Regions from separate parts of the Mus musculus genome. Here regions 1 and 2 are each linked to region 3. A link is a loop called in an ENCODE intact Hi-C map of the cell type or tissue named here. Cell type or tissue: heart. All regions are shown on one strand. Each heading gives the region's core, and the rest is flanking DNA. Links, peaks and the distances in the headings are about the cores only.

Region 1 (10,731 bases), core at 270-8,269, 150 kb after region 3:
GCTTCTGTCAATTCAGTATTTTTAGATTCTATTCGTAACTGTGATCTTGTACTATTTGTCTTTCTGTGCCTGTATTATTTCATTTAACATAATATCTGCCATTTAGGTTCATCCCTACTGTCAAAAATAGATAACATTTTCGTTAAGTTTGAATGGTATTCAATTACATGCATATTTCAGGTTTTGTTTTAAATCATTAATAATTAGCACATATTGTACAAAATGAGTTTATTATACTATTTTCTTACATGTAGAATATATTTTGAACATATTTGCCCCATAAACCATTTTGTCTTCCCTTCTTCTGGTCTTTTTTTCTCAGTTAGTTCATTTCTGTGTCTTTGTTTGTTTGTCTTAAAATCGAGATTCCCTCATATGAGGTGCAGCATGTCTAGATCACACGTTCTTCATCCATCATTCATCCGGTCTTGTACACTAATGTTGATTTCTTATCTTTTCTATTGTAAATGGTGTTACACTGAACAGGGGAGCACTGACTCTTCAACATAATGATCTCATTTGGATACACGTCCAGTCATTCTATTGCTGAGTCATACCTTTTTAATTTTTTTTTTTTTATTTTGTGAGGAACCACCTTCCTGTTTTCCATAATCACTTTACTAATTTGCATTCCCACTAGTAGTGTACATGTGTTCTCTTTCTCCACACCCTTACAATACTCACCTTTCATATTTTTGGTGAGAGTCACTTGAACAGGTGTGGTTTCAATTTGCATTTCTCTAATGATGAATGATGCTGAATTTTTTTCATACTTTTTTTTGGTCCATTTTGTATATATTTTTTGTGAAAAATCTGTACAGGTCCTTTGCCCATTTTTCAATCAATTTGTTTTCTTACTGAGTTTTTCCAAATCTTTGATATTTTGGATCCTAAGGCTTATCAAGTTAATGGGTTGCAAATGCCTTTTCCCATTCAGCAGGTATGCTTCTAACTCTGCTGACTAGTTCCCTGCCTGTGAATGATTATTTTATTTTGATGTAATTTTTTTGTTTGTTTGTTTTTTCGGGACAGGGTTTCTCTGTGATGTCCTGGCTGTCCTGGAACTCACTCTGTAGACCAGGCTGGCCTCGAACTCAGTAATCTGCCTGTCTCTGCCTCCCCAGTGCTGGGATTAAGGTGTGCGCCACCACGCCCGGCTTGATGTAATTTTTATTTCTACTTTAAATCACACACATTTTTGAGAGAATATCTAAAAACTATTCTCTTAGTCTGAGTAATGTTTACTTGTTCGGAGTAGTTAGGTTAATTTTACTTTACTATTAAAAACATATTATTTTGTTTTGACTTATTTCCTTGGAGTGTATGATAATAAGCAAGGTTATTTGGTCAAGATATGTATGGTTTTATGGCTTTTATTAACACTTATTCCTTTTTCCTATAACAGTGATTTCCTACAGACAGAGCATATATGTGGTTTTAAAAAGCATATAATATGGTTAAAAGTATTTGATGCTCTTCCAGAGGATCTGAGTTTGGTTCTAAGCATCCATATCAGGTGCCTCACAAATGCCATGATCTTAGGGATGCAATCTGAATTGTTCTGCTTTAGATCTCTCCCATTCATGACATATTATTATGAATATCATCTATGGAGGATAATTGATTAGTAAGTTATATGACTGAAAACAGAAGTCACACACTTCTGGTTTATTTGAGAGAAAAGTTTGTTCATTCAGAATTCAAGGCCTTGGGGTGGGGAAATTGTTAATATCAGATACCTTAATCATGAGAAAATGTATGTGCCATTGACATCAGCTTGTTTGGAGACTGAAGAAGGTAAGAGCTTTTGAAGTGGTACTCAGGTTCCTGCTGTTTAACCGAAAGTGAGATAAGATCAGATTCGTTAGGAGACAATTTTCAAAACATACTCATTTATTTTGACTAAATGAAGCTGAATGATGGTAAAGAAGCATATCCATTGTGTATTTTAGGGGCCCATTTCTTTAGAATCTGGAAGAGAGCTTGCTTACCATTTTGCTTAAATTATTGAGTTTTTACTTTGTGTGGTTTTGCATGTACACATGCATATGGGTATATATGTATATAAGTGCTTATAGGTGTGTGTACACGTGTGTATGGAAGCCAGAGAACTTCAGGTGCTAGTCCTCAGGAGTTGTCCATCGTAACTTTTTGAAATGGGTACTCTCATTTTTCTGGAGCTTACCAACCTTGGTAGGCTGGCTGGCCAGTGAACCCCAGGGACCTGCCTGCTTCTGCCACTTCAGTGTTGGAAGTAGAAGAGCATAGTGTCATGTTTAGAATGGGTTCAGGGGATTAAACTCAGGGCTTCCTGCCTGTATGCAAACTCTTTAGCAACTGAGTTATCTCCCAAGCTCTATTGTTGAGATTTTAAACACTGTTTTTTTTCCTGTATCATCAGCCTTAAAGCTATTGTGAATTATTCACATTAATTGCTTCCCAAAGGGAAAACTAGAACTAAGGGCCCCGCTTCCATCTCCATTTTTCTGGATAGTTTTCAGAAATTCCCTTGAAACATGTTTCAAGTTCCCATGGTGAAAAACAGAAATCAAAGCTCTTGTCTTGTTCCTTGTTGAGTACTTACTAAAATAGGTGTGCTTTAAGGTAGACAGACGTCAGTGACTTAAAAATAAGATCTCACCAGTAAAATAGTTTATTCAGCATATTACATATAAACACATAACATGTTATTTTATACATGATTCAAATACTTTTTGGTAAATCTATGTTACAAAAATAAAACATTTGTTTTGTGATCACACGAACATTTAAAATGGCCTTTTGTTCAATTTCCCAAGTCAAATGAACCCGATTAGAGTGTTTTAAATGTCTTTTGTAGTTCGTTAGGTAATTAGTGCTGATGGGTATTGATTAAAGGCATAACAATTTAATTCAAATATTTAAAGGCTTTTTAATTCTAAAGGGACTTAATGCCAATGTAAGCAATGAACTAAGCATAGCCTTCTCTTTGTAAGATTTTAGTATCATCTACTCTTTTAAGTTTAAACACAGTGATTTAAAGAGACTTTGATATATTTCCTAACCAAGGATGCCTATTGATCAAATCCTGTGCCTAAGAACAACAGAAAATATATTAAATGGGATCATGATAATTTATTTATATTCAATTTCAAAATTTGTTTGAAAATTCAGCATAAAGGTCACTTTATATTTTTGTTAGGCAAGTATTTATTAAGAAAATTATGAGAGGTTGGAGAGATGGCTCAGTGGTTAAGACCCTGGCTCTACTTCCACAGGAGCTGATCTAGCTTCCCAGAACCCACACAGTGGCTCACAACTGTTTATAGCTTCAGCTTCAGGGGAGCCAATGCCCTCTTCTGGCCTCCATGGGCACTGCACACACATAATTCAGACATAAATGCAGGCACAGAGATCAAACACATAAAATAGAAATAAAATAAATCTTTATCAAAAGGAAAGCAATGGAAAAAATTTTCAGTACACTGATCACCAGGGAAATGAAACTCAAAGTGACTAGATTATTCCATCACTCCACTAAAAATAAATAATAAAAGCTACTATCAAAGAAAGTAAAGTACAAATGAGGATTGGGAAAGGGGAAACATTACACATTATTTAAAAAAACGTAAATAGGGCAATCATTTGGAAATATGGAATATTCCATGTTCAATATGAAGAACAACATAGAAGATCCTCAAACAGACCAGAACTACCACATTATTCAGTTATGCACTCCTGAGTATGCACCCAAAGAAAATGAAACCAGTATGTTGGAGAGATATTTGAACTCTCAGATTAATTGCAATAGTACTTACAAAAGCCAAGAAATGGAAATAGCACGAGGATCCATCAATTGAGGAGTGAGCACAGAAAAGGGAGACATAAACAGAATGGAAGTTTGTTCAACCATAGAGAGAATGAAATCCTGTCATTTGCAAAAATGTAGATATAACTAGAAGTCATTATGCTAAGTGAAATAAGGCAGACACGGAAAGTCATGTACCACATGTTTTCACTCATATGTGGAGTTTAAGAAAATCGTTCCCATGGAGATTGAGAGAGTAGTGTGGCTGGGGAAAGTAGGAGAGGTGTAGGGTAGGGAGTTGCCGAGCAGTGGGCACTAAGTATTCTGCTTTGCTTTATGTTGTGATAAATACAGTAACTTAAAGCAACTTGGGGAGGAAAGGGTTATTTCATCTTCCAGCTTCAAGTTTATTATTGAGGGAAGTCAGGACAAGAGTTCAAGGCAGAGAGAGTCAAGCAGAAGTAAAGCAGAAACCATAAAGGAATGCTGCTCACTGGCTTGTTCCCCATGGCTTGCTCAGCTTGCTTTACAAATATAATCCATACAGGGGATGGGACACCAGCAGAGAGCTGGGCTCTTCCACATCAATCATTAACCGAGAAAATGCCCACACCACAGATCTGCCTACCGGCCAGTGTGATAGAGTCATTTTCATAATTGAGGTTTCCTCTTCTCAAATGACTAGCTTGTATCAAGTTGACAAGAAACTAACCAGCACAGTGAAGTAGGAACAAAAATGTCTGATTTGCTTATGCACAGTCAGATGATAGATAATAATAATGGGTGATACAAAAACAAACAAACACAACCGCAGCACTTGGAAGAACTGGCCCCACACTTTGCCTAGGCAGCACAGTAGAGCTGGACCTGGTAGTGGGGCATGGGTGAGCCAACTCTGAGGGCATGAGAGCAGGACAACTGCCTGCATCCCTTGCCTGGGCAAGGCAGGAGGGCTAATCCTGGTGACCTAGCACAGGATTACTGGTGGACTGACCTACATAGCTTCCACCTAGGTTCAGATCCAGGTTCGGGATTAAGGGCACACATTACCACATCTGAATGCAGATCCCTCTTCTATTACACATTTTCACACACATTTTATGTGTGAGTGTTTTCCCTGCATGTATGTATGTGCACCACGCACTTACTTGGTGTTCACGGTGGTTAAAAAAGGACCATTAGGTGCCCTGGAACTGGAGTCACAGATGGTTGTGAACTACTGTGTAAGTGTCGGGAATTGAAGGTGGGTTGTCTGCTAGAGTAATAAGTGTTTTTAACTTTTCAGCCATCTTTCTAGTCCCATAGTAACTACCATCCTATTCTGTATTTCTTTGAGGTCAACACTTTAACATGTTAGATACTTTTTTTTTGTTTTTCTATGCCAGAAATATTTGACATCTTATCCTCCAGTTTTATTTATATTGTTGTAACTAGCAGAATTTAATTATTTCGAAGGCTGGATAGCATTCAATGCTACAGTACTCCTTGTTAAAATTCAATTACCATCACTGCTATACTGCAATGTTATACAATGGTAGAGTAATAGTATATTACTATTTATTATAATAGTAATATAAGAATAATTATATTTCACAGCATGATATACTTACTTTAATAATTTATACTGACAGTATTACTGTTAATTTAATCCGGTCTTATTTCAGTCAACCGCATTTAGCTTAAGACGCTGTATACTTAAAAAACAGTAAGAGTCTGCTGTGTTAAAGGTGTTTTATAATTTATGATTTTTTTTGTCAGTGATGCAGGTCTATAGCTTTTTTTTGTCTAGTCTTTCTACTAGACAAATACTTAGGTATATTAATCCACCTTACGTTAAGGAAAAAAAATCACTGGAAACTGTAATTGGGCTGAAATAATATGCAAGCAAATTAAATCTGATGGCTTTGTTTCCTGCGACTGCCAGGAAGCTGTCCATGTCTATCCAGTGTATGTAACTTTTTTTGTGTACTCTTTTTAGATAAAAGTAAGATCGAGTTTAGAGCATTCATTGTTCTTTTGAAAACTATTAGTAATGGACATGTACTCTTTCACAGGTATCAAGGTTACATCTACACATATCGAGTGTCCCAGACAGAAACAGGTTCTTGGAGTGCCGAGGTACAGCTCTTTTATTTGTTTTTACTTCTCTGGGTATAAGAAAAGTGCTTGAAATCTAGGTTGGTTTAAAAAAGAGCAGTCATACTATACACTACCAAAATATTTCAATCACTAATGCTCAATTCTATAGTCATTGATGGTTCATTTAGAAGCCTTTAGAAAATTGTGGTTCCAGACTTATTTAGCCACCATTATGTGAGGTAGGATCATTTTGGGAAAATGAAAAAATTTGAAGGACCATGTGTAACTTATAGTGTCTTTACAAACTTTTAGAAAGCATATAACAATAATAACAACAACAACAACAACAACAACAACAACAATAATAATACAAACCTAAAAAACTAAAAAAAAAAAAAAAAGGAAACCATATACTAAATGATACTGATGCACAGATTGGTTCTGTTGTGGATAAAGCAAACTGGGATTTCTATTTCCTACTAGTACTAGTACCCTTTTGGAACTCTAACAGGGGATTATACTACAGCGTGAAATCCTGGGCCATGTCAAATGCATTCAGACTCCATGTGTAGTTCTTCCTATAGTCACTTTTGATGGAAGCAATTTGTAAAATGGGTCTACAAACATTTATCAAGAGGACCCATTTCAGGGAGTTATAAGGCAATGCAACTAAAGCTCTTAGCTGGAGAGTCTGACATACAGTGAGCATCCAAAAATGTGAACTACTGAAAACTTCTCAGCAGTATGATTGTGTGTCATCTGGTGTAAATTTACCAGGCACAAGAATTTGAACAGAGGCATTTTCAAACATCCAGGCGATTGCTGCTGCTCTGTGTGCATAGGCAAGGTTTTCAAAGGAGCCATAAAAGAGCCTCTGGATAGTCGGAAAAGAGAAGAGGGAAAATTGTAGTTTTTATTTAATAAAAATCTTCTTTGAGAATTTCAAATATATATACACAATGAATTCCTATCTGCTATTGTAGTGATTTAAAAGGATGTTTTATAGAATGATGTTCTCCTCCATCTTGGGACTCCCTAGGAGTCCAAGAAGAAGAAGAGGAGGAGGTGAGTGGGTATACTTCTGGGTACCAATCTTGGCTTCACTGGGTTAGATCCCTTTAGTTTTCCTTATGAACTAGGGCTTTGAATAACATTAATTCAGAATGAAGGTTTCTTATGGCTTTGAAATATTTGTACACCACTGTGACAGTCCAAGAAATTATTGAACTATTTCTAGAGAGCAGGGTGGTATAGAGCAATGCATTTTATGAATCAATTCATGATTCTACAGCTGTGGTTTTCAAACTTTAGGCTTTAGTTGGTTTCTGACCTTATACTAGTTTATCCTGATAGTGGAAATGCTTCACAATGATCTTTTGAAAGCATAGATGTCAATATCAATTTCTATTAGTAACTAAATAAATCTGTGCATTTAAAGAATAATAAAGTCTAGACAAAAGTTTTAAGAATGTCTTACAAATTTGTCAGTAAAAAGCAAAGTATAAATTTCAAGTATTTGAATTATCAAAACAAATTAGAATATATTCAAGTATACTGTTATCTTATTAATTGGTTAATATTATTTTTAAGTTTTATTTTTAACTTTCAGGTTCGTAAAAAATAGATGAAGGATGAAACCCAGGGTCTCATGCATTTTAGACAATTGTTATACCATTGAATAATATTACCAAATAATTTTCCTTTTTATTGCCATATATTCGCTGTACATGTTAATGCACTTCATAAGACAAGTTTATAATATCTTTTGATTATGTTCCTTCATAAAATACTATATCCCTTTGTGGCCATGTTGTTATTTTGTGTCAGGATACTATCCAAGGGAAAATCAATACCATTTCTAATAAAAACTATACTTCTTAAACAAATCTATCACTTTAAATAAATAAGCAATTTGACTTATCATGAATAATAATTATGTATAGCTGATACATATGAATTTGTGCATGGGTTGTCTATATTTAATCTTTTTCCACCCCAAGAAATAGCCTTCAGATGAGCAATAGAAAATTTTAATGGAGAGCCTTTGATTTTTTTTTTTTACTTAAAAAATTAGTTCTTTGAGAATTTTGTACAATATGTTTTGATCATATTTACCTTTGTCTTCTAACTCCTTCAGATCCACCCTTCCCTCTCTATTCACCCGCCTTTTATACTCCTGTTTATCCCTAAGTCTGTCAATGCAGTTTGTGCTACCCAAATATTCTTGGATGTGCGGCCTTTTACTGAAGCATGGTTTACTTACCAGGGGCTATTCTCTTAAAGAAAACTGGCTCTTTTCCTGGTAGTTATTAATTGCCAATAGTTCCTTGGCTAGAGGTGGGACTCTGTGCATACTTCCTCTCTCCATGTTGGACTTTGGCCTAGCTTAGGCTTGCACAAGTCTTGTGTATGCTGTTATAACCACCATGAATTCATATGTGAAGCCACCCTGTTGTATCTGGAAGACCCTGTTTCCTTGGAGCCACCCACCACCTTTAGCCCTTACACTCTTCAGCCCTCTTCCTCAATGATGCCTATGCCTTGGGAAGAAGGGATAGGATATGAACTCTTAGACACATTTTATAATTTGTTTTCTCCCATTTCACATATAACATCATATCACATTGTTGCATATATGTAATCATTTTTAGAAGGAAGGAGAGGACTTATTGCTCATAAATGTCCTTTATGTTGTCTGATTGGACCCTCACTATTTAATATTGTAATTATTTGCACCACAAGTGCAGGCATTTCATATTTCCCCAAATGTGAAAGAGGTAAAAAATCTTTGTTTTATGAAATGTGTATTACATTTTTTTTCTGTCTACAACATTTACCTTCTTGATAAGGTGAATATTAAACTAGTTCATAGTCTCAGAACTTATGCTATCTGACTGGAAGAAATTTCCACAGAATGAGTTGCAGACCAGCTGTGATTCAAAACATTTCCATGGATAACTAAGAGGTGCCAGAATGAGAAATACACAAATGTGAACAAGAAATGAATTCACTGACAGGATAGTGCTGTCAGTGGTGATTTTTTTATGTGGTAAATGTCTTTCCAAAATTTGGTAAGTGGTACTGTTTAGGAAAAAAAACATTTTAGTTTGCTACACTGTAAGAAAAAGTCATATCAGTGACTTTCTATCCTCTGTGCATAGACCATTTGAAAGCTAAGTAAGTCTTAGATAGATGTTACATTGAACCTTGAATCTATGAATTATACAAGACAAATAAGAATTTTTTTTCATTTTAGGTAGAACACTGCTGAGGATATTAACATAGTCCTTGGAGACTAAATTTATGATGAATTGTTGATTATCATTTATAAATGTATAGGTTGTCAGCAGCGCATTATCAAAATCATACTGTTCTCTCCCTGCCAATTTCTGTGCCTTTGAGCCTTTCTGCGTAGTTGGTCACCAGGAGATCCTTAGCTAGTAAGCAAATTACTTATTGGCCTAAGCCAAGCATCATAAATTAGGTAAAGAAACACTGCATTTCAAGTTCAAATTCCTTCTATTATATCCAGTGCTATTAGCCTTCTCTGTCAGCGTGGATAATCACGTGTTAACTGCCAGTCCCTGTAGAAACGATGCCTTTGTTGAAAATGCTTTTATAAACCACAAAAATTTAGTCTAAATGAAGTTTGGTTTGTAAATGGTTCCACTCTTGGAAAATATGTATGTCTTTCCTTTGGCTGGTGACCTCAGCTTCACTAGAAACTTCTTGGTCTATTCCTAGCCTGAAAGGAATGCAGAGACAATTCTGTTGCTTCTGATCATCCGCGTGACCACACACCTGCTTATGAATGTACTTTATATAAGATGATTAGTTTATGTGTTTGTGTCTGTGGAATGAAAACAATGGAAAGAGTGTATATGTATCTACTAATCTGAGAGGAAATAGTGAAGGCAAGAGATGGTAAAGTGTTTGGAAAGATCAAGAAATGCGCCAAGGAAGACCTAAGGTAGTATTTTGTACCCACTGCGTGCCTTTGTAGTTTGAGAGGTCTTCCTTGGAGCAAAAGAGCTACTCACAAACATGGCTGCTGCAAGAATGGCCCTGCTATTTTTAGGTGAGACCTCAACAGAAATTTAGGAAGGTCTTCTGATCCTACAGATAGAGGTGGGTGGGAGACTGTTTCTGTCTTTGAGAGTGTACAGGTGGGCACTAATTTACAGAGAACAAGAACATGATTTGTACTGGAAAAGTCCTCGCTTCAAAGTAGGCAATGACTGAGAATAGCTTTGGACAGTCTGTTATCTCTAACTTATGGTCTAGTTGACAGAAGTCTGTGTGCCAGGCTTCATGTTTTCTCATTAAATGCTAAATCCCAAGCAGTTCCCATCTCAAAAACCTTCCAGATGGAATATCTGAAAAACAACTTTCTAAAAAATATAATAACATAGAAAGGAAAAAAAAAAAAACCCGAGTAGTCATTGTTCAGTTGCTCATAGCAATACTATTTTATTTTATGTAAAATGACAGTTTGGCGCTGGTGCCTAAAGCTTGCCTCAAAAGCTTTGTGGGGAGTGTTGATTTCAGGCAGTGTCTTTGTGAGAGCACAGATGTCAGGGAAAGAACACACTCCTGGCAGCCACCTGCAAATGTGATCTCTTTAAAAACTAACAAATATATAAGTAAAGGTAACCTTCTATAGCCTTTCATTTTCATGTCATAGAGGAAACCTTGTCATGGCGTAGCACTGACAGTGAGAACAACTGGGGTAAGGAAGTCAAAATTTACATGAAGGATGAGTTAGTATGGCTTATGATGTAGAAAAGTATACGTGATGGCCAGCCGTGCATTTACATGTGTCACAACAGTCAGTTTTTAATTTTCTCTGTAGTATTTTATATTGT
Region 2 (10,731 bases), core at 2,684-10,683, 140 kb after region 3:
AGAGAGAGACAGACAGACAGAGAGACAGACAGACAGAGAGGGGGAGGGGAAGAAGGGAGAGAGAGAGACAGAGAGAGAAAGGGAGAGAGAGAGGGAGGGGAGGGGAGGGAGGGAGAGAGAGAGAGAGAGAGAGAGAGAGAGAGAGAGAGAGAGAGAGAGAGAGAACAGCTTTTCAGATGGGAATTTATTTAGAGTCTCATCTTTTTAAAGATACCTCATCTGGAAATAAAGGGTGCAGAAAGATGACTTGGTTACTATCTGAAAGTAACTGGGATAATGAAGCCAAAAGGACACAGGAAGACTTATTTATAAGTAGCTAAGGAGAGGTGTGTAAAGAGTTGTTTCTGCCAACGAGGATGAGGCAGACCACTTGATAAACATTGGTAAATGACTGTGTAAAAGAAATCAATGAAAAAAATGTTACAGCCTTGGAATCAAATTGGAAACTGCACTCTGTAGGAGGTTCTCTCTCTATAGGGAAGGAAAGAATAATGTTGAGCAGATGTCAGGTACTGTGTTTGGATATGTATGCCCTAAGAGGAATATGGCATCATCCATGTCTCCCAGGGTTTCACAAGCTCAGAGCAAAAAGCTCTTGAGCATCTGTTAGGTTCTAGAAAAGTAGAATATGCTATCTTGTTTATACTCACAGAGGAAACTAAGATAAACGTGCCTACGACTTGCCTTCGTTCATCTAGAAAAGAAGAATTGAGCAATAAGACTTTGTCTGTGTAGCAATTTCTGACTTGTGTAGAAGACACCTAGAATATTTATTTCCAATTTTTAAGAAATAAGTTTTCTATGGTTTCTGAGGCTAGGTCTACATTTCTGGGCTCAATAAATTCTCCCAAATTTGCTGGACTACAGGCATGTGCCATTAAACCTGGCTAGATCACTTTAGGAACAGATTATTCTCAGAGTACTGTTATTTTTGGATAGATGGATGGATAAATGATAATCCATATTTTGGACCTGAGAACCTGAACAACAAACCATCCAAGCAAGGTCTTTCCTAGGCATACTATCAAATAAAGCGAAGCTCAAAAAACCATGCCATTTCAGCTAGAACTAAGTTTCTTTGAATTTAAGATGGAGGTGAAAAATCAGGCAAACTAGAGTAAGTAACTATACACAGTAGACATAAAGATAAAAGACATTGTCACATTAAGTACGTTTTATATGTTCAGAATAAAAATAGCACAAAATGTAGTATTGCTGTGCTGTGAGAATTCCACCCTCTCCTCTATCATAGCTTGTATTAGTTACTTTTGTAGTGTTGTGACACAGTCCTTGCCGTAAGAAATTTGTATCAGGAATAATTTGTCTTATGTTTCTAGAGGACTAAGTGAGGTGCAGCATCATGGCAAAGAAGGCGGGAGGAGGAGCACTGATTTGCCAGTGGTGTCTGGGAGGGGGGAGTGGGATGGTGAGGAAGAGAGGTGGGGAGGAAAGGGAAGGCTGGGAGGGAGAGAGGGAGAGAATCTGGGACTTGGAATTAGCTGCCCCTTTCAGAAGCATATGCTCAGTGAGTTACTTCCTCCAGGTACGGTCCACATCTTAACATTTCTATCCCATCCCAAAATAATGCCACCAGGTGGGCTCTAAGCATTCAACACAAGAACTGGAATCTAATTGTCTGTTTGCATCCTGCTATGAGCTGCTTGAGAACAGGTATGAACTATGGTTTTCTTCTTTCTAACTTAAGTTCCAACTATTGGATCTGACATACAATAGAAGTTTATTAGCAGCTGGAAGAATAATACATATATTTAACAGGTTTAAACAAATACCCACAGCAACCTTGTGTCTGCTTTCTCTCTTTGAAGAGGGCATTTAGGAAAACATATAGCTTTATAAATAAACTCAGGTGTTATTGAAAAGAGGTTCTCTCTCTCTCTCTCTCTCTCTCTCTCTCTCTCTCTCTCTCTCTCTAAGACTATTTTTTCTTACTTTTGTAAAGGAAGTAAATCTAAGTGCCAAGAGTATGTGTAAACTCACCACATCATAACATGGCCACAGGAGAATTCACACATTTTAGAGAAGCTGGTAGAAGAACAAAGGTAGTTTTGAAAGGTTAGAGAACAAGATTCTGAAATGTCCTATGTACTATACAAAACTGACCACCCTTGGCATCTTTCTTTTAATCTACTTGGGCTCCAGAATAGCCTAGGGCATTTGGAATACAGACAATTAGCACCTCAGACAGGGTATCCACGTGCTAAATCCTGTCACTGTTCAGAGATCTCAGGAGGAGACAAGTTTAGACAAGAAGACCCTTTAAACCTTGCCTGACAGGTTTTCTAGCTTTCAATGTTTTGGTGTTGGACTTGAATGGCATCTATATTCAGAACGTTTTCTTTAAAATATAAGGCACTCTTCCTCTATGATAGTTTTTATTTCTGAGATTATTTTAAAAACAATGAGAACAAATGCCTCCTCCTGTTGAGACTTCAGGATCTTGCTTCTTCCTCAAAAAATGAGCTACCCCTGTGTTTTTCTCCAAAGAAGCTTGCTTGCTTGCTTGCTTGCTTGCTTCATTCATTCATTCATTCATTTATTCATTCACTTATAGCACAGAATGTTGAAGCTGAAAATGACTACTCAGGGTTCACCTGGCTCAATTCCATTTGACAGATGGAGAAAATAAGGCTCAGAGAGAGGAAACCATTTAGTGATAAAAGGTGGAGTACAATTTGGACCTCAAAATACCTTCCAATTCTCATCGCTGTTTCTAAGGGGAGCCAAAGGAATGGAAAAGCACTCTCTCTCTCTCTCTCTCTCTCTCTCTCTTTCTCTCTCTCTCTCTCTGTGTGTGTGTGTGTGTGTCAGAGAGAGAGAGAGACAGAGATAGACAGAGACAGTCAGAGACCGACAGAGAGACAGACAGATAGACATTGAGAGTCAGAGAAAGAGACAGACAGACAAGGGGGAGAGATAATTTCATATTGTTTTCTTGACAATTTTAATTTCAGACATTTATTCATTCACTAAACCCATCCACTCTGTGCCAGTCTCTGAGGATACAGTGGCAAACAACATATATAAGACCCTGTTGATATGCACCTTAAGGTCAAGTGATAGAGACAGGCAACATACAAGTAGATTCTTCCTCTCATAAATGGGGCCCATTCCTTAGCTCTTTGTCTGTTGGTGTCACTGTTATCTCCCCTTCTCTGTTATGTGATCTTTGTCTTCCTGTACTGTGGGTACAGGGACAGGGAAGGAAGAAAGCTATTTCAGTTCCTCTATTCTCTACACTTCAAGCTCTGTGTGAAGTTTGAATTTGCCAAAGTCAAGCTTAGTGCCTGCATAGCAGCAGAGCAAGGGTGTCAGTATTTTTCATCAACACTGCACTGGTGGGCTGGCTCACCTGTCAGTTTGCTTGTGAGATGACAATAAGGTAGTGGATGTGAGAGTTGTACTATTACCGTATAATTTAACTGTTCTCTTGTGATGTGATTTTCGTTGTGCTGAAGCCCACTGTACCTGGCTGCTTTGACAAGCGTGCTATTTTAGCAATGCAGAATGAAACAGAAAGAAAAGAATGCATGGGATGCTTGCTCCGTCAGATCCAGGTTTCTCTGTGCCTGTGTTTGTAGATGATTTGTTCAGGGTTGTTCAGAGACAAAAAAAATGAGGTTAGGTTTTGTTTTTAACCTATGGAACACTGAATGTTCTAGCAGTTACACTCTAGGTGGGCTACTGTCCGTATGCCTTAATAAAAGAAGATTACCCCTTTCTTTCTTTTCATATTTAAAATGCCATCATTATAACTGATTTCTAAATAGAGTCCTGGTTAGGCTAAACTCTGATGTTTTTAACATTGATGTAGGTAGGCATTTATGTATGAGAATAGAAGTTACAACACATTTATCAACACCTGTGCGATGATGTAAAATGGATTTTATATCCACAATGATTCTGGCCTAGCCCCATATGCCAAAGGGTATATAGAAGTTCACACAGGACACCAATGGACAGACCAAACTGGACAGAAAAAGCCCACAAACCAGCAGCTCTACAGGAAGAACTACAGACAGCTGAGTAAAATCGGAAGTAGAAGAAGTGGTCACCCGTGGGAAGAGCACACTAATTGGTCGTCTACTACCAAATGGCTATCCCTGAAAACATACATACAAATAGCACCATACAGGCACAACTGGATGTGTTTAGGAATTACACGTATATACATATATGCATGCAATAATACAATAATACAATAGCAATGTTGTTGAAGAGCAGGGAGGGATTCATGGGAGGGTTTCAAGGGTGAAAAGGGAAGGGAGAAATGCTGTGATTATATTGTGATTTTAATAATAATAAAAACAAAGAAGTACCAACAAAAGAATTTAGTCTTCTTAAGCTCCTTAGCTAGATCCATCTACACTTTTTTTTTTTTAATATGATGACAATTTTTTTCATAGTTTTGGATTTTGGACAAAACATTAAGGTAAAAATACTTGTTTTGGCCTAAGTGTATTCAAGGATTTGGCATATGGCTTCGGGATAGAAGACCTCATCTGCGAGGCCCCGAATTCCATCATCAGCATTGAAGAAAAGAAAGCTGTTTCAGGACCATCTAGTCCCAAAGTCTGTAGTTCAGTAGCCCTTGGTGATGCTGTGGAAGCCTTGCAGCCATGTTCTGCTGTGGTTTTGTAGCTTGACTGCTTTTATGCTTTTATTTTGTCAGTCTGCTTCTGCCCCTCATGATGAACACGTCCCATTCACTTCTATCACCAATTCTTTTGTTCACTCGTTAAGACAAGTCATTGTCAATGGCTTCGAAGTTTGCAGGAACTACACAAGAACAAAGGCACTAGCAAGTTTCTCATCTTTGTGCAAGCTCTGTTTGCGTTGCTGGCACAGCTCAAATACTGCAAGTGTTCACCTTTTCAGCGTGCCCCCTCCCCCACCACAAACCTTTGTTGGAGAATAGATGATCAAACCCATGACAAGTTTGAAGCTGTTAAACTGCTGAGCTGGCCTGAATTGAAGTGTGAGAAGAGGTTTTAAGGCAGGTAGACAACATCCTGTTGTTAGGGTGTTTCTCTCTCTCTCTCTCTCTCTCTCTCTCTCTCTCTCTCTCTCTCTCTCTCTCTCTCTCTCTCTCAATACTGCCCAGTAAGCCACTGCAGCGGCAACAGCAGCAGCAAAGTTTCCTTTTTACCATCCTTCTTCTGGGCCCATCAAAGAGTTTGCTAGGCATGGATGCAGTGACTGTGTACCACGGCAAAATCAGCAGGGAGACCGGGGAGAAGCTCTTACTCGCTACCGGGCTGGATGGAAGCTATCTGCTGCGAGACAGCGAGAGTGTCCCTGGCGTGTACTGCCTGTGTGTTTTGTGAGTATATCTCGTGGTAGTGGCAGGTTGTTAGCATGGGTAGCCTGCCCTTTCAGGGGAGGGCTGGGAGGAGTGGCAGGGGATGACAGCTTTTGGCAGAGGTACCTAGGGAATACAGGCAGCAGGAACTGAGTACTCTTCCAGCTCTGACGTATGGTCCCAGGGCTCAGCCCAGGGATGTGGTGGGCAGTACTTGTACGTACGTCCCTCACTGCGGATTTTATCAACTGCATTTCACCAGTGCGTTTGTGGCAGCTTCACTGAATACCCTTCAGAATGGGAAAACATGGCCTAGAACTTACCTTTACTTTGAGAAAGACCCATACTCTGGACTTCGGCTCTGATTCCAAGTAGACACCATGATGGTGGAGCCCCGGGAAGTTGGACTATTTGTATTCTGGGCCATGAAGTAAGGCAAAGGAAGGTCTTTCTCTATCATTCTCTACAAATGTGACTGAAAATGGTACCCTAAAAGAAAAGCATCTAGCAAATGCTTGAAGAAGTGGTTAGCCAGGAAATGGAATCCATTGCTTTCAGAATGCAGCCCAGGGAAGGCAGAGGTAGACAGATGTGTGTGAGTTTCAGGTGACTAGCCTGGTTTTACATGGGCCGGTTCCATGCCAGCTAGGGCTACATAGTATAAGATCCTATTAAAAAACAGTAGCCAACAACACTAAAGCAGTACAGTGCTGAAGAGGATGTGTATGCAAGAGTAGGGGCACCTTTCTGGTGCTGCTGAATTGCCTTGTTTTATAAGAGGCATAATGAGTTTTAAAACGTGCTGTGTCCCGTAAATGATAGGAGTGAGAATAGTTTTAAAGAACAGAGAGAGGGAGAAAACATCATTGTAATTATCCCACTTTGAGCTTTGCCTAGACTGGTCTCAGCCTCTTACTCCATTTTGAACCAGGTGCAGCTGCATCTTGGCTCTGTACAACCTCCCTGAGCAAATCCTACTGTAGTCAGACTCAAAAGGTTGTTATCTCACAACACCAATCTCTTAGCCATTGATTTTAAATGGGATTCATATTCTAAGGGTCAATGAAGATTAAATACCTCCATGTACAAAAAAAAAAAAGACAAATGAACACTGGGCTTGACGCTCAGCAAATGGAAGTCTGGTTTATTATTAGTCTCTTTTTGGACAAATTATTCCGGTACTCCTTGAGGCAGTCTACAGAAGGACCCAGTTCAAGCACTACTGTAAGCAGGATATATATATATATATATATACATATATATATATATATATACACACACATATACACACACATAATACACACATACATACACACACACATATATATATATATACACACACACACACACACACATATATACTGTATGCTTATACATATATCCCAGTAAAACCTCACTCTAATACAGTAGAGTCTACATGAAAGCAAAACAAAAATGCTTGGTAGTGAGTTCTGTACATGATGATACACTGCAAAAATTTGACGTACTCTCTGGGCCAGAAAATAAAGATTAAATTGAGGCTGGTGTGAGAGGATTGTCATTGTATATTGATTTTTTTAAAAAAATGTCCAAGCCTTATTTTTGTCAGTTTTTAAGATCATGCTAAATACATTTATCATAAAGGCTTCAAGGTAAATATATGGAAAAATCATTTTTCAGTGTTGGGGACAGGATCCAGAATTTTATATGTGCCTGAAAAATGCTTTTTTATTAAGCTAGATGCCCAACCCTGGGCTTGGACCTTTATGTTCCCAAGTGGAACCCTAAGAAGGGCTAGGGAAGCCAATGACAATCCTTAGTTATTTTTAACTTGTCAAAAGATGAAGGATGGTGAGTGAGACGGGCTGCTTTGGGCACACTGATAATAGAAGGAGCATGCTCCTTAACCAGAAGGTTCACATGAAGCCTATATAGGGGAGAGAGGGCTGGAGACAGTACAGCTCACACTTGAATTTTTCTTCCCACCTGGTCACCCCGGAAGGTAACTAAGCCTGCTCCCTACTCAGGATTGTCCAGTTTCTGTTCAACATTGCATCTCTTGATCATTCCCACAAATGTAAGTGCCCTCTCTGGGTTGCTATCCCATTTCTTCTATTCAAGGAACTTTAAACATGCTAATATAAGTTTGTTTACTTATATATGGGCTCTACCACGAAACTACCTTCACAAAGGAGCAAACATTGCCTCTACCAGGACTATATCCTGGTACATAATAGGCACTCAGCAAACAGTTTGGAATTCGACTAACTGTTCAGGCATATGCTCTTCACTATGAAGGGCATCTGGCTGCCAAGAAGCCAGGGTGGGGGCTCTAGGAAGTCATTCAAATTCTCTGGGGCTTCACCTTACATCCGTGTAAAATAGAAACCTGTTGTTTCCTCTGTTATAAAAGATGGCTGTAAGTGAAATCTTGAAGAGAAGGAACCTTAGTATTTTGGTATGTAGGCCGGAACCATGTAAGGAAATTCTCAGCCTTCTGGTTTTCACTCACCGGGGATGCTGTATAAATGTAAGATGCTTGTTTGTTTGTTTTTTGTTGTTGTTACTGTTGACTAACTTCTCTTTGAAAACCTCTCCCTATGAAAATAGAGAAGTGGAGAATTCTCCTCCAGTCTTTAAAATGATGGTCTGTTGTTTTCAAGGTTATGGCCAGACAACTGTGGAAGGAATGCTTTTCTTGCCTTTGATAAGTGCTTCAGGGTTTTGTTTTGTTTGTTTTGTTTTGTTTTGTTTTGTTTTGTTTTGTTTTGAGCTGAGTGCCCCTTTTGCTACACACAAACATTTTATTCTCTCTTATTGGCACTACATGGTACGTGCAACATGTTATTTGGATCCTAATCTACATTCCTTACTCAAAATACTGATTTGTAGGATTTAGAGTAGAAAAAAAAATCATATATGCTTGAAAAAAACCCACAATAGTGTCTGTTTAATCAGTACCACCTTATTTTATGTTTTGTTTATTCTCATTAACCACGAAGGTTTTTGTAAACTTCAATTTACTCTATTTTTATTGTATGGTTCAAACTATGCTTAGAATTGTATTTTCAAACCATATGTGCCTCTTTCCCAGATTAAATCTCAGTCACACGGGACCTTTTTCCTGTTAGGTTTTCGAAAATAGAATGTTTCAAATATTGTAAAAGTCTTCCATTTCTAGGACTGCTACTTTCATTTAAAACAAGAAGCCTTTCTTCCAGTTGTTTACTCTAAATAAAATTAGAATTAAAAGAGCCCATCAAAATAGTCTTTTATACTCATTTGGGATATAGACTTTGAAAACAATGGAATTTATGGAAAAAATTATCTATAATATTATGACTTAAAGACAACTACTATTAAGTTTTAAACAACGTTTCTTTTACACAATAAAATGAATATTTTTGAACATGTACATCTTTCATTACATTTTGCTGCAATTTCCACTTAGTATGAAAAAAGCTGACTCATGCAATATTTTCACAAATAAATTCAAAGCATTATCTTATAAGAGCTGTATGTTAGTTCAGCTAAGTTGTAAATGAACCATATTTTTCTAGACCATATTTTTCTCTTATTTTACTGTTTGTTGACTAATTCTGTTCTTGTATGACTTCATACATATACATCAGCCTCTTATTTTGACAACTGAATCATTCAATACTTTAAATTATAAATTCTACATATAAATGATCACAATATATCTTTGCCCAAAGGAGTACTATAGTTTATATGTGTACTTTCCTTTACCAATGAGTATTCTTGTTAAAAATAGTTCCCTTTGAAATTTGATATCTTAGCTTTTGTTAGTGGCACTAAATGTTTTCTATGTGGTTATTTGCATACTTATATCACTTGATGATTTGAATCTTATTGCTTTACACCACACACACACACACACACACACACACACACACACACACACACACACACAGATACACGGACACATCTTAATGTGTTGTAGATATCCTTTATCAGTTTGGTGTTTGTTATTTAATACTTTTAGTATTAAAATGAATCACACAGCTTCTTCATGCTTGATTTTTTTCCCTTTGCATCTCAGCTTAGAAAATCTTTTCTCCTCCCTAGATACATAAAACTTGACTCTTTTGTTTTAAATATATGGTTTTATTAATTTATATTCTACTCTTTAATTCCATTTGAATTTTACTTCTATGTGCATAAAAGATCTAATTTGATTTGTTTCTAAGTGGTTTTCAACTGTCCAACATAGTTTACTAAATAGAATTTCCACTTTTTATTTGTTGGGCTACTTTACCAAAACCTAAAAGAACTGAATAGTCAAAATATGGTTTTTGTTCTTTGACTATTTGGTTCAATTGATCTATTTGTACTTGCATTAATTGAATTAGTGTGCCATACTTTTCAAACGTACTTAAAATTTATTAGGTACCCTTGTCTACTGGTTCTTTGTGACAAAGTCTAAAATAATTCTGTTAAATTAGATTAAATTAACATCAATAATAAATTAAGGAAAAACTATAATCTTTAGATAACTAACTCTTTTCAAAGAGACAGTGTAAGATTTTACTCCTTTCTTTTCTTCTGGGTATATCATGTTTCTTTTATTGAGGTACATATTATACCCTTACAAGTTTTCACTTTTCACTCTAAGATAAATAGCCACTTCCCTGGATTGGCTCACAAGAGAAAAACGAATTAAAATATTTTAAAAATAAGCTTGAAAAATACCATATGTCCACAATTAACATCTCTCTGACTTTATGCTTCTCTGATTTAAGATTTGGCAGAGGAAATGCATTTATAATTCTTTAGCCTCGAAGACACAGAATGACGCCATTGTCCTATATGGCTTTGGATAAGAGAGTTCTCTTTCTGGCCTTTTTTGAGGAATGAAATTGACGATTACATTTCTCCACCGACAGTGTGCATAGCGCCTTCCAGCACTATGGATTAGCCTATGTAGATGAAGCTTCCAGGTCTGTATCAGCTTGGGTTTGTTGTGTTCTATGCTTCAAGTGTGTGGTGTCTTCAGCAATAAGGTCTTCCTGTCAAGTTCTGGAGGGTAATCAAGAACACTGGCAATGACCTGTAATGGTGGTCTATGGGACCTCATTGGCCAAAAATTCAAAAAGTCATGATCCACTCCTGGTACTAGGAACTTTATTTGCTAGTGTGTGATATTTAGTGGCTGCCCTTTTGTAGAGTAACTCCACTTTAATAATTATATAGATGTGTACATTTATTAATTTTAGTAAACATCTACATTAGTAGGTTTACCTTTTTGAGAGAGTTTTACTGTTATTTATCTTTCCCCTTATTCTGTCTTCTGGTCTGCCTTCCCACCACCACCCCAATTTAACCCTTCCTGTTCTAGTATTCCCTTTTCACTCTTTTTTAAGTCTTGCATACTTTTGCATGCCATCTCTTTGTCCCTGAAAGCAGCCACC
Region 3 (10,731 bases), core at 1,379-9,378:
GACTTCTTTTCTATGTATGAATATTTAGCTTGCATGTATATATGTGTACCACACATGTAGTAGATGAGAAGATTAAGCAGCAGACGGTACCTTAGTGGCTGCCGAGGTACGCTACATAGATCACGCCATACAATGAATCTAACACAAGAGATTTATGAGGGGAGACGGGAGAGAAAGGCCATCTTGGAGTGGGGATGTGAGAGAAAGATAGGCACAGAGAGACTGGGAGGCAGAGAGAATGAGACAGAGAACCGTGATGCCAAGAGGGACCTTTTGAAGGTGTGTAAAGGCAGGCGGATTTCTGAGTTCGAGGCCAGCCTGGTCTACAAAGTGAGTTCCAGGACAGCCAGGGCTATACAGAGAAACCCTGTCTCGAAAAACCAAAAAAAAAAAAAAAAAAAAAAAAAAAAAAAAAAAAAAAAAAGAAAAAAAGGTGTGTGTGTCGCATAGGAAAATAGACTTGTACTGACAGTGGAAATGTGCTGCACCTGGTACCCGTGGACAATGAATTAAGCTGCTGAAGGCAGATTGGGAGGCTTTCTGATTTATAACACTAGTGCCTGTGGAGATCAGAAGAGGGCACCAGATCCCTGCAACTGGACTTATGGATGGTTGTGAGTCCGAATGGGGATGGATCAAACCAGGGTATTCTGCAAGGGCAACAAGCACTTTTAGCCACTGAGTCATCTCTCCAGCCCCTTCAACATTGGTTCAACATTTTAAAAAGTTAATTAAAAAAAAACATTACATTTAATGTGTGTGTGTGTGTGTGTGTGTGTGCCATATATGTGGAGGCATATATGTGTGTGGCATATATGTGGAGGTCAGGGGAGTTGCTTCTTTCCTTTCACCATGTGGGTTCTGGATACTAAGCTAGATCATCAGGCAAGGTGGTAGAATCTTCTCTGCTGAACCACCTCATAGGCCTCTGCCCAGCCATTGGCTATACTGCAATTCTTTATTGCCAGTCAAATCCAGCTGGGGGCAGAGACCCTCAGCGTCCAGGAACGTGGCCTTTTGGGAGCCAAATTGAATTGAGATCGCATTAGACACTACACTTGATCTTAGCCAAAAGGCTGAGAAGCGATGAGATAGCATTAGAAACAATCCTTAATAGTTCAGTGTCTCTTTTCTGGAGACAGAAAGACTCAATGGCATTTCTTTTTGTTGCTGACTAAGGCCCATACATGTAGACAGTTATTAACAAAGAAATCAATGGTACTTTCTACACTGCCCTGGGTTCTAAGTTCCTGAGTCCTGCTAACCTTGCTGATTGGTGATGTTTATGAAGACAGTATCATCATTTTAGGACCATGAAATACCTGAAACAGCAGGTTCAGTCTGGGCTTTCGCTCGTAGGCAGAGTTTATTCATGGAATGGTTAGTGTGCCTGGGTTAGGAGGAAACCCTGGGAAGATGTGTTGTTGCTCAAGGCTAATTAGGGAGCTGAAAGACCTCAGAGGGGTAACCAAGGTGAATGAATGGATTGCTTTAGAGACATGATTCAAGGATGCTGTGGGCTTTCTGAACACAGAAACAGGATACCAAGGCTCTTCTGCAGAAAGCAATTTATTATGTACTAGTATAGTCTGTGAGGGATATTTTCTTAAAGACAGAGCCCTGAATATAATGAAGTAGAGCTTTTAATACATTACCTTCCTCTTTGTCTTCTGTACATGGTGGCTTACACTCTAATTGCATGCTTTAAGCTACTGGTCAGTGAATGTAGAGGATAGGGAGGAGCTTACAGGAGAGTTGCTACACACAAAGGACACTAACCAGACTATGTAGCTGGCTCCTATTTTTCCCCCTTAGCTTTGGGACCATCTAGTACAATGCAATATTTATTCTGCCAATGAACCGATAAATGGTTCTTCTCTTTCCAGCAAATGGTTAAAATAAGCTGGTCACAACCCCAACTGGGTTGGAACCATCTATCTGCTTTGTTCTGAGTGCTGAGGCAGATTCTGGTCACCCCTCAGCCCCCCAATTTCCTATCACATAGAAAGACCTAGAGCAAATGCTGTTGATGCTTTGTTCAACGCTGAGACCTTTAGAATCTTCCGGTCAAAAGTGTGGCTACTTCATTCCTCCTTAGAATAGGGAACAAAACACCTATGGAAGGAGTTACAGAGACAAAGTTTGGAGCTAAGACGAAAGGATGGACCATCCAGGGACTACCCCTCCCGGGGATCCATCCCATAATCAGCCACCAAACCCAGACACTATTGCATATGCCAGCAAGATTTTGCTGAAAGGACCCTGATATAGCTATCTCGAGTGAGGCTATACCAGTGCCTAGTAAATACAGAAGTGGATGCTCACAGTCATCTATAGGCTGGAACACAGAACCCCCAATGGAGGAGCTAGAGAAAGTACCCAAGGAGCTGAAGGGGTCTGCAACCCTATAGGTGGAACAACAATATGAACTAACCAGTACCCCCAGAGCTCATGTATTTAGCTGCATATGTAGCAGAAGATGGCCTAGTCGGCCATCACTGGAAAGAGAGGCCCCTTGGTCTTGCAAACTTTATATGCCCCAGTACAGGGGAATGCCAGGGCCAAGAAGTGGGAGTGGGTGGGTAGGGGAGCAGGGAGGGTATAGAGAACTTTCGGGATAGCATTTGAAATGTAATTAAAGAAAATATCTAATTAAAAAAAAAAGAATCTTCCGGTCAGAAATATCCTGACAGCAAAGTTCCTACAAGGAGGGCCAGTTCTTAGGAGAGACTCTTGCTTCTTTATTAAGCTACTTTATGAAGGGGCTACCAGCAACCTGGTTAGTATGCTGGGACAGGCCTGGATTAGTTCAGCAGTAGTTGGTTAAATGCAGCCCTGTTCTGGCAGAAGTAATTTCTCCCAGGAGTCTATTGAACAAAAAATATTCTGACACTTAGAGGCAAGCAGTAGTAAGTAAGACTCTTCAAGAGTACAGCTGTCCCAGGAGGAGGCTGAGCTCAACTTGAACCACTTGGAGGACAAGTGGAGATGTCTAGCTAGCCAACGATCATTTTCAACAGACATCGAGAGCTGAGGATTTATGCCAAACGGACTGGAAAAGATTCTTAGCCAAAATGCCCCCTCTCCCTTGGCATTGAGAATTGAGTGCAGGGTGGTCAGGATATTCTAGGTGTTAATGGTGGAAAGTTGAAGAACTGATCAGCTATCAAGGATGATCAGGGTAGGGATACATCCGCTAACAGGATTCTTTGGTAAAAGTAGGCTGAGGGCCAGGCCAAGGCTAAGAACTGGTTAAAAAGAGAGCTTAGAGGCACCTGAATGAAGTGTAATTAAGGAGGAAACCTTGTTGTTCCTGGTCTACTGGGATGGACTTTTGTTATTAGGTCTGACAGTTGTTATGGCAGGAACTCAGGGCGCTCCCTCTGAGTGCAAGCCTGGCCTGGGAAAATGTTCCCAAACAGAAAATCCTAACCCTCTTCTCACCTAACTACAAATGTCAGAAAGATATAAATGAATGTGGCCAATCAAAACGAAGCTGCCTTTCTGAAAATCCACCCTACCATAAGGAGCAAGCATCAACCAATTAGAACTGTCATGTGCTGTACGGAAGGAAATTGCTGACATCAAGACCCAACCTAACCGAAAATGGACTGCTCCAAAATAGAAAATGCCAGTTTGTATTCTTATGGATAGTTCTATTATTGCTTTATTTACTGAATTCTTTGTGATAGACTAAGGAAGGTTGATTAAAAAAACCTGTTATTATTATTATTTTTTGTTTAGCTGTACAGTGAATTTTCTCCGCACAGATTGGCCTACCAATCTGTTTGACTCATAAAGATGCATGTCGAGAATCAGAGCTGGTGCCAGTGTGCGCTGCTGATTAGAATCTTCTGAACTTTGAAAACTCTAGGCTTGATCCTCACTAAGCCCTTGTCAATGAAGGAGGAATGAGATAACTATATGTTTAACATGCTTTCCTGGTGATTCTCATTAGCAGCTTGGCATGGGGCCATAGGCTTGCATTGTGGGCTGACTAAAGACAGTACTGGCTTGTTGTGGAGGGAAGGGGATGAGGGAAGGTTGAAGGGGATTCCTTGATCCCTTTCTCCAACACCGGCTCCAGCCATATTTGGAGGGCTCAAGATCTGTGTGCTTATGGAAATGGCAAATGAAGTGAAGATGGCAAAAGCTGCTACACTGGCTTTTTAGGCCTCCCGTCTAGGGCTTCTGTTGTCCCTCAGACATCTGGACCTTCACTCTCTTTCCCATCTTTTCTGAATTAAATAAAGCCTGCTCTTTTAAAAGAGGCTGGTTAACAGACAAAGATCCGAACATTGTAATGGTGCAGTGGACACAAAGTACCACCCCTACGTAACCAAGAAGCTATTTGCAATTAATGCCTGTTGGGAAAGGGAAAATCAGTCTCCCCCCCGCCCGACCCCCCCCCCCCAATGCAGTGTTGCTGGGTATACCACGCCAGGGCAGGCCCCATGTCCGTGTGTGTGTGTGTGTGTGTGTGTGTGTGTGTGTGTGTGAGAGAGAGAGAGAGAGAGAGAGAGAGAGAGAGAGAGAGAGAGAATTCGTGTTCCGCTTTGTTTTGTCTGGGTATATTTTGTCTTACTGATCCGATCTTTTCTTTCTTTTCTTTTTTTTTTTGTCCGTCTGTTTTTTGTTCTTTGTTTTTTGTTCCTTTTGTTGTTGAGAGAAAGAGAGGGAAAGAGCACGCGAAAGAACATAAAGTTGGCTGAGTAGGGAGGTGGGGAAGCAATCTGAGAGAAGTTGGGGGAGGGGAAAGAATTCGAGAGGTGAAGGGGAGAAGGGAGGGGCCCTGGGAAGCGGGGGGGGGCTGGGAGGAGAGAGGATGTGAATACGTATACATTAATGAAAAAATATGTTGTATGAAAAGAAATTTAAAAATTAAAAAGAGGCTGGCTGGTTAAGGGCTGTTGAAATATTGCCGTGGTAGACCAGATCGGAGGTCCTGGGTTAGATTCCAATGAATAACAAACAAACAAACAAACAAACAAACAAGAAGCTGGCTAAGTATTGTTCACTAAGGTTTACATTGTTGTTAAAGGAAGACCGAAACTTAGCCGATCCAGTGTGTGTAGATGCAGATGCTTGCCAGAGAGGGGAGCAAGGTGTCAGTTCCGTGTTGGTGGAGAGGAAGAAGTCGGCACTTGCTGTTTTGTTTCTCTTGCTTTTGCCTGAAGTCAGCTCCTAGATTTCGGCTGTGCCCCAGGTTTACAGGACATTCTAAACGCTACCAGTCAGTGTTCTGTCCTTTTCCTGAAAGGACAGGGGAAAAAAAAAAGTTCAAAGCTAAACCCTGATTCCCAGGTAAGATGCAACCCTTACTGAAATAGCACAGTGTCAGCAGAACGTGGTCTTATTGGCTCATTATCAGGCAAGGTCAGGATATTATTTCTGGAAGCTTCTGAAAGCCGCAGCCTGTTAGGGGAAAAAAATCTTTCCGAGAATTTCATACAGCTTGCTCTCCCTTGTTCTCATAGGCGCTCCCGTTGGCTGGGCTCCTTTTCTTCCTTTTCTTGGGCCTCTTTTTAAAATGCTAATGAAATTTGCTTGATCTCTGCTTCCACCTCCCACCCCCAGCTAATTTGGGAGATCAAGAAAGGGAGCTGATATCTATAAAAGATGGGCTTGTCTTTCCACCTGAGCTACCTTTGTATCTCAGTCCCCTTTTTAGCAGGAAATGGTGTCGGGGCCCTAAACACCAACATATATAACGTTGATTGTATTCTGCATAACAAATTGGATTAGGATAATTACCACACAGATGTTAAAAAACCCTGAATGCAAATCAATGCAATTAGTCATGACTTAATATACTATAATTCGCACGTTGGAAAGTCTTATTGTGATTATACTATTTTAGAACTAAATGCTTTAACCGAAAAGGGGAAAGAAAAGAATGCTTTTGCGCTGGTTCTGCACGTGCTCTGAACAAGAAACTGTCTTATGCTAATCCGAAATTTCACTACTCAGAATTCCTATTAACTAATCAGATCCTTCCATTTCTCCCCCCACCCCCTTATATAGAGAACTGCAGTTTCTTTAGCAAGACGATTTCATGCGCAATTCGACTTGAATGCCACCATTATGAACAAAAGAATCTGCACACGGATGCTTTTGACAAACATGGCTTTAGAAAACCCGAGTCTGGGTGGTGCGGAGCAGCCTCTCCCCTCCCTGGATGGACTCTGAAACAAAGCCAAGTGTAAGCAATTAGAATGAGTCCAAGTAGCCCTGCAGTAAGGAGACCTGTCAGAAGGGCAGTGGGCTCTGATCTGTCACAAAGGACTGTGCAGCTTGAGGGGGGCGGGGTGGGCAGGGTTGAAACTGCAGTTTAGAATCCCTCTTTCAGACTGCGCATCCAAGTGTGGTGCAGCATCAATCAATGGAAAGGTGCCTTTATCTAATTCACAGGCGCTGCCTTATACAGATGGGCCAGTAGTCGAATCACAGAGGAGAAAGTACAAGAAAACGAGTGTCATCTCCAGAAACAACAGTCGTTGGGAACCCTTGAGTTAGAGCAGTGAATACAGATCCAGTTCCCAAGTCAGTCAGGGTTACATAGTGAGAAATAAAGAAGGAAGGAAGGAACTAGAACTTGTATTTCAGGATAGATCATTTTTTTTCTGTGGTGGGTATACTGGGAATGAACCCCAGAGCCTGAGCATGGCAGGTGTGTACTCTACTATAACTTAGGTCTCCTTTGATATTCGAGACAGGATCTCACTAAGTTACTCAGGCTGGTCTTGAACTTACTCTATGATTCAGATGGACTTTGAACTTGTGGTTCTTCTGACTCAGCCTTCCTAGTAGTCAAGGTTGACCAGAACTTTTCTGTGGAGTTGAGTCTGACTTTGCACTGATCCGTCTGCCTCAACCTCCCAGGTACTGGGATTTTAAGCATGGGCCACCAAACCAAACCACCAAACCAGGCTCCCTTCTTAGTATAATTATACTCTGTGCAATAAAAAAAAATTGTCACACAGCAGAAATTGGAGTTGCTAAGGATTCTATGTCTTGTACTATTTTTTTTATAACAGTTTTCAACTGTGTATCTTGGTCTATCTATCTATCTACCAATCACCTTTTTTTTTTCTTGAAATAGGCTCACTCTGTATTATTGGCTGGAGACTTGTGAACAGTCCTCCTGCTTTGGCTTTTTGGGTATTGGGACAGTACAGGCATGAACTGTCACATCCAGCTTTGAGCCTGATGTCTTCTTTGGTCAGGTCACTCTGATTCTCACTCTAGCACCTGGCGGGGAGCTTGCTGATTAAAACACATTTAAGTATGTTCTTGGTCCTCACACTTGCACGTGGAATCAGAATCACCTCAAATGACTAAGACTCATATTGCTTCCCCCCTGGTCCCCGGCCTCAGAGTGTCTGATTCAGCCACTCAGGATGATGTCTGAAAACCTGCATATCTGACAAGTTTGCACCGGGGTGATTGTACTGGTCTACCGACCACAATCTGGGAACTCTGTTTTAGGATGGTAGAGTGGACCAGAGGAGTCAGTGGACCATGGAGTCAGAGGGACCACAATCAACACATAAAAGAAACCAACGACAAGAAAGACTGGATTATCCTGCAAGAGCTGCATGTGAGGGACAGAGCATGTGGGTGAAAAGCCGCCATACATAAATATGGAAGAAGCTGGGTGCTGTGTCAGATATTCATAAAGGGTCGTGACTGGCCTGGTGCCATTGAGCTTTTAACTTTCGCCCAGCTGCCTGGCTCACTTCTACTCTGTGAAGTGCTCTCTTAATAAATAAACTTTATTTCTCCCACTCTCCATGAGGCACACATCTCATGGTTTGTTCTGAAACACAAGAACCTGGAAATCTCAGCAGGTGTCCTCCTGATTCCTACACCTGCCTAGACCAACGGGGGAAAACTCCAAAACCCTGTTGAATGGGAAGTAACTGCACGCTAAACACTGAGAGCCTCCTGCATGCAGCAGGGTGTATGGGTTCCCTGATAAACCTGCCCTGATCCATTGACATCTATTGGGCTCTGCCCGTCTCAGCTACCTCAAAGCATAATCCCCCTTGACTGCATTCACTGCAAAGTTGTTCACGTTTATTGCTTCCAGACTTGTTTCCACCTCTATCAACTTTAATTCCTTTTTTTAAACAGGCCAAGGTCTTTTCATTACCTAAACCAGGGATAATAAATTAATGGGGTAAGGGTACCAGGTTAGGGATTGAGGGGTCATTATATCCGTTTTCTAAGCAAGGAAAGGAAGATTTTGAAGTTGCTGGGATTTTTTGGTGAAACCATTGATTACTTTTGAATCTCTTTCACTGTGAATTCCTTTCATTCTCTCTTCTGGACAAGTCATTAGAATGGCCCTTTAATTACCTAAATCTAAAGCACTATATCCTCATCACAATTGGAGACCCCACCATTATCTGGGATATAAATAGCAGGTATTTGCATAAGGAATAGAAGGGATTCAATTGGAGACAAATTAAGATATTAAATTTCAGACTAAATTTCTATTTGTGGCTCAAATACATTATAAGAAGATTGGATGGACTACGTTGTTTGTTAAGGCCAATTTCTGGAGCCAAGAAAGGGGGACAAAATTGTTTAGATAGGAAGACAAAGAAGAAAGTGGGTGCAGGTCCTGAGGTGCAAGAATTATGGGCAGTTCTCTATAAAGTCTTTGAAGCTGCTAAGACCAAAGTCTGTTTCAGCATAGCATCTCAGGCTGGGGTGTGGTGAGGTGGAGGAGGAAGTGGGGTTAAGTCAAAACAAAGGGCTATGTGTATGAAAGACTTGGAAGAGTCTGGGTCTACTTTACCTTGAAACATTTATCAGGAGTAACAGCCCCAGAGTTCCTGTGCTTGATAATATAGGCAGAGGGTGGGGAGAGAGATGTAGGAACCGAGTAATGGTGTCAATATGTTTGACATTCTTTTCTGAGGGATTTTCAACAGAAAGAGTGAATTTCCTGTCAATATGATTATATACAGTCTCAGTCACAATAATTTGAACATTAAATGAAATGTTCTAGCTTGTGTCTTGAGTTGGAGAAAAGGGATATACTTTGTTTTGTGTGATGGAGATGTGGTGTTTTCTCTTCATTTTGCAGGTATGGCTGACACTTAGAAGAATCTAAGACCAGATTCAGAAGAAAGTTTGAGTGCAGTTTTATTAGAATTTCAACAAAACAAAACAAAACTGCAGGGCCGGCAAGTTGTAAATCTCAGCAGCTGTCTGGAGGAGGGAGGTGAAGTAGAAGAGAGAAAGCCACGTTGGATCTAAACAGCCAGATGATGGAGCCATCTGAGGCCAGTATCAGAGATTTCTCTAAGTTGCTGTAGCCTATCTACCTAAAATGTCTACCAATACATTTGGAAGGTGTCTTGACTTATGACTGTCTTTGTTCTGGTACTATAAAATCTTTATGAAATGGTTACCACCTTTGAACATAGTATTTGTGGTGACTTAAATCTGTATTTCTGGGCTTTGGTCACGCACATTTGGTGACAGAATAAATAATTTCTTATTTTCATTGAGGTAAGAACTGTAGGTTACATCAGTGTGGCAGTAACAAATTAGCACAAACTTTGTGATGTGACACGATACAAATGTGTTATCTTTTGGTTCTATATTTAGAAGTTCTAAAGTCAAGGTATTAGCAGAGATCCATTCTTATTACAGGCTCCATGGGACAATGACTCTTTGTTCTTTCCAACTGCAAGGAATCATTCACACTTTGGAGCCATAGCCCTTCTATTCATCTTCAAAGTAGAAACACAGCATCTTCAAATTCTTCAACCCTTTCCTCTTCTGACCCTAACCTTACTGATTCCCTCTTATAGTAAATCTTGTGATACTTCCTGAGTCTGTCTAGATAATTCAGGATAATGTTACTACTGCTAATATAGTCACAGCTACCAAGTCTTTCTTGCCACATAAAGTCACATGTGTATATGTTTTGTAATTAATAGATGGTCATATCAAGGAAGGAAAAATCATTACCTTGTCTCTGCAGGGAAGTAGCAGGGATGGCTGAACCATAGAGTATCAAACATTAGAACATAGTAATACGTTTCCTGAGATTGTGCCAGAGTCAAATCTGATCTTATTTGGGAGTTCCAGCTGTCCCTCAGTTACTCGTCTCTAAATCTCACAGCATTTCTAAACAGTACTTATTACATAAAACTACATTCAACTCTTCCATCGAATGCTCTTTCCTGGTGGTGCAGTAGTAAAAGCTCCAGGATGGAGGAGGAAGGGCTTGTGGACTGGTGGATTTTCCCCATGCCCCTTCTCAGAAACATACTATTTTCACAGATGTCAAAGTCGTGGCGGTGGGGTGGGTCAAAGTTACTTGTTTAATCAAAAGTAGAGAGAACTTAGCATTTGAAATGGAAACGAAGGCTCCAGAATGTATTAAATGAAAGTGTTACTTTCCTGGGAAAACCCCTGTTGACTTATGAGCAAGAAAGAAAAGTTGCAAGCAGGTGACCTTTTCATGTTACTTAATTTATTTGTGGCAGGTGCTAATCCTATGCTTGAGGAAATTGACAACCAAAAACTTTTTTGATGTTTTCAGAAGAGAAAATGTTATTTCTTCTTTCTTCTCCTAAGGATATTTAACTACAGTTCATGATGATGATGATGATGATGATGATGACTCTTGACTTTGATCTAGTCCCTGCTATATATAAGGTCCTGACAGCTGATTGTGTGCTCTGAAAGCAAACTGATAACCACAGC

Evidence for each region. A loop is a pair of places that touch in the nucleus more often than their neighbours do. Peaks named below come from ENCODE experiments on the same cell type or tissue, not always from the same donor. Only the 100,000 strongest peaks of a DNase experiment are listed, where the experiment ranks them.
Region 1: a loop joins it to region 3, with 3 times the contacts of the local background. A loop is called at or near these places in 7 of 42 quality-filtered maps.
Region 2: a loop joins it to region 3, with 1.9 times the contacts of the local background. A loop is called at or near these places in 6 of 42 quality-filtered maps.

Annotation. Positions count from the first base shown.
Region 1 is chrX:42,509,446-42,520,176 of GRCm38, forward strand. It overlaps Sh2d1a (SH2 domain containing 1A), which reads left to right. Exons shown (of 4, transcript NM_011364.4): 2 at 5,842-5,905. Among named protein-coding and RNA genes, the nearest start is that of Sh2d1a, 12 kb to the left of the region's middle. In heart, for the core only: a CTCF peak has its summit at 3,334 (motif pointing left); no DNase peak of the experiment used is centred there.
Region 2 is chrX:42,497,519-42,508,249 of GRCm38, forward strand. It overlaps Sh2d1a (SH2 domain containing 1A), which reads left to right and starts at 5,047. Exons shown (of 4, transcript NM_011364.4): 1 at 5,047-5,341. The coding sequence starts at 5,205. In heart, for the core only: no CTCF peak of the experiment used is centred there; no DNase peak of the experiment used is centred there.
Region 3 is chrX:42,355,589-42,366,319 of GRCm38, forward strand. No RefSeq gene overlaps it. Among named protein-coding and RNA genes, the nearest start is that of B230118I11Rik, 17 kb to the right of the region's middle. In heart, for the core only: a CTCF peak has its summit at 5,077; no DNase peak of the experiment used is centred there; H3K4me3 peaks cover 1,109 bases; H3K27ac peaks cover 281 bases.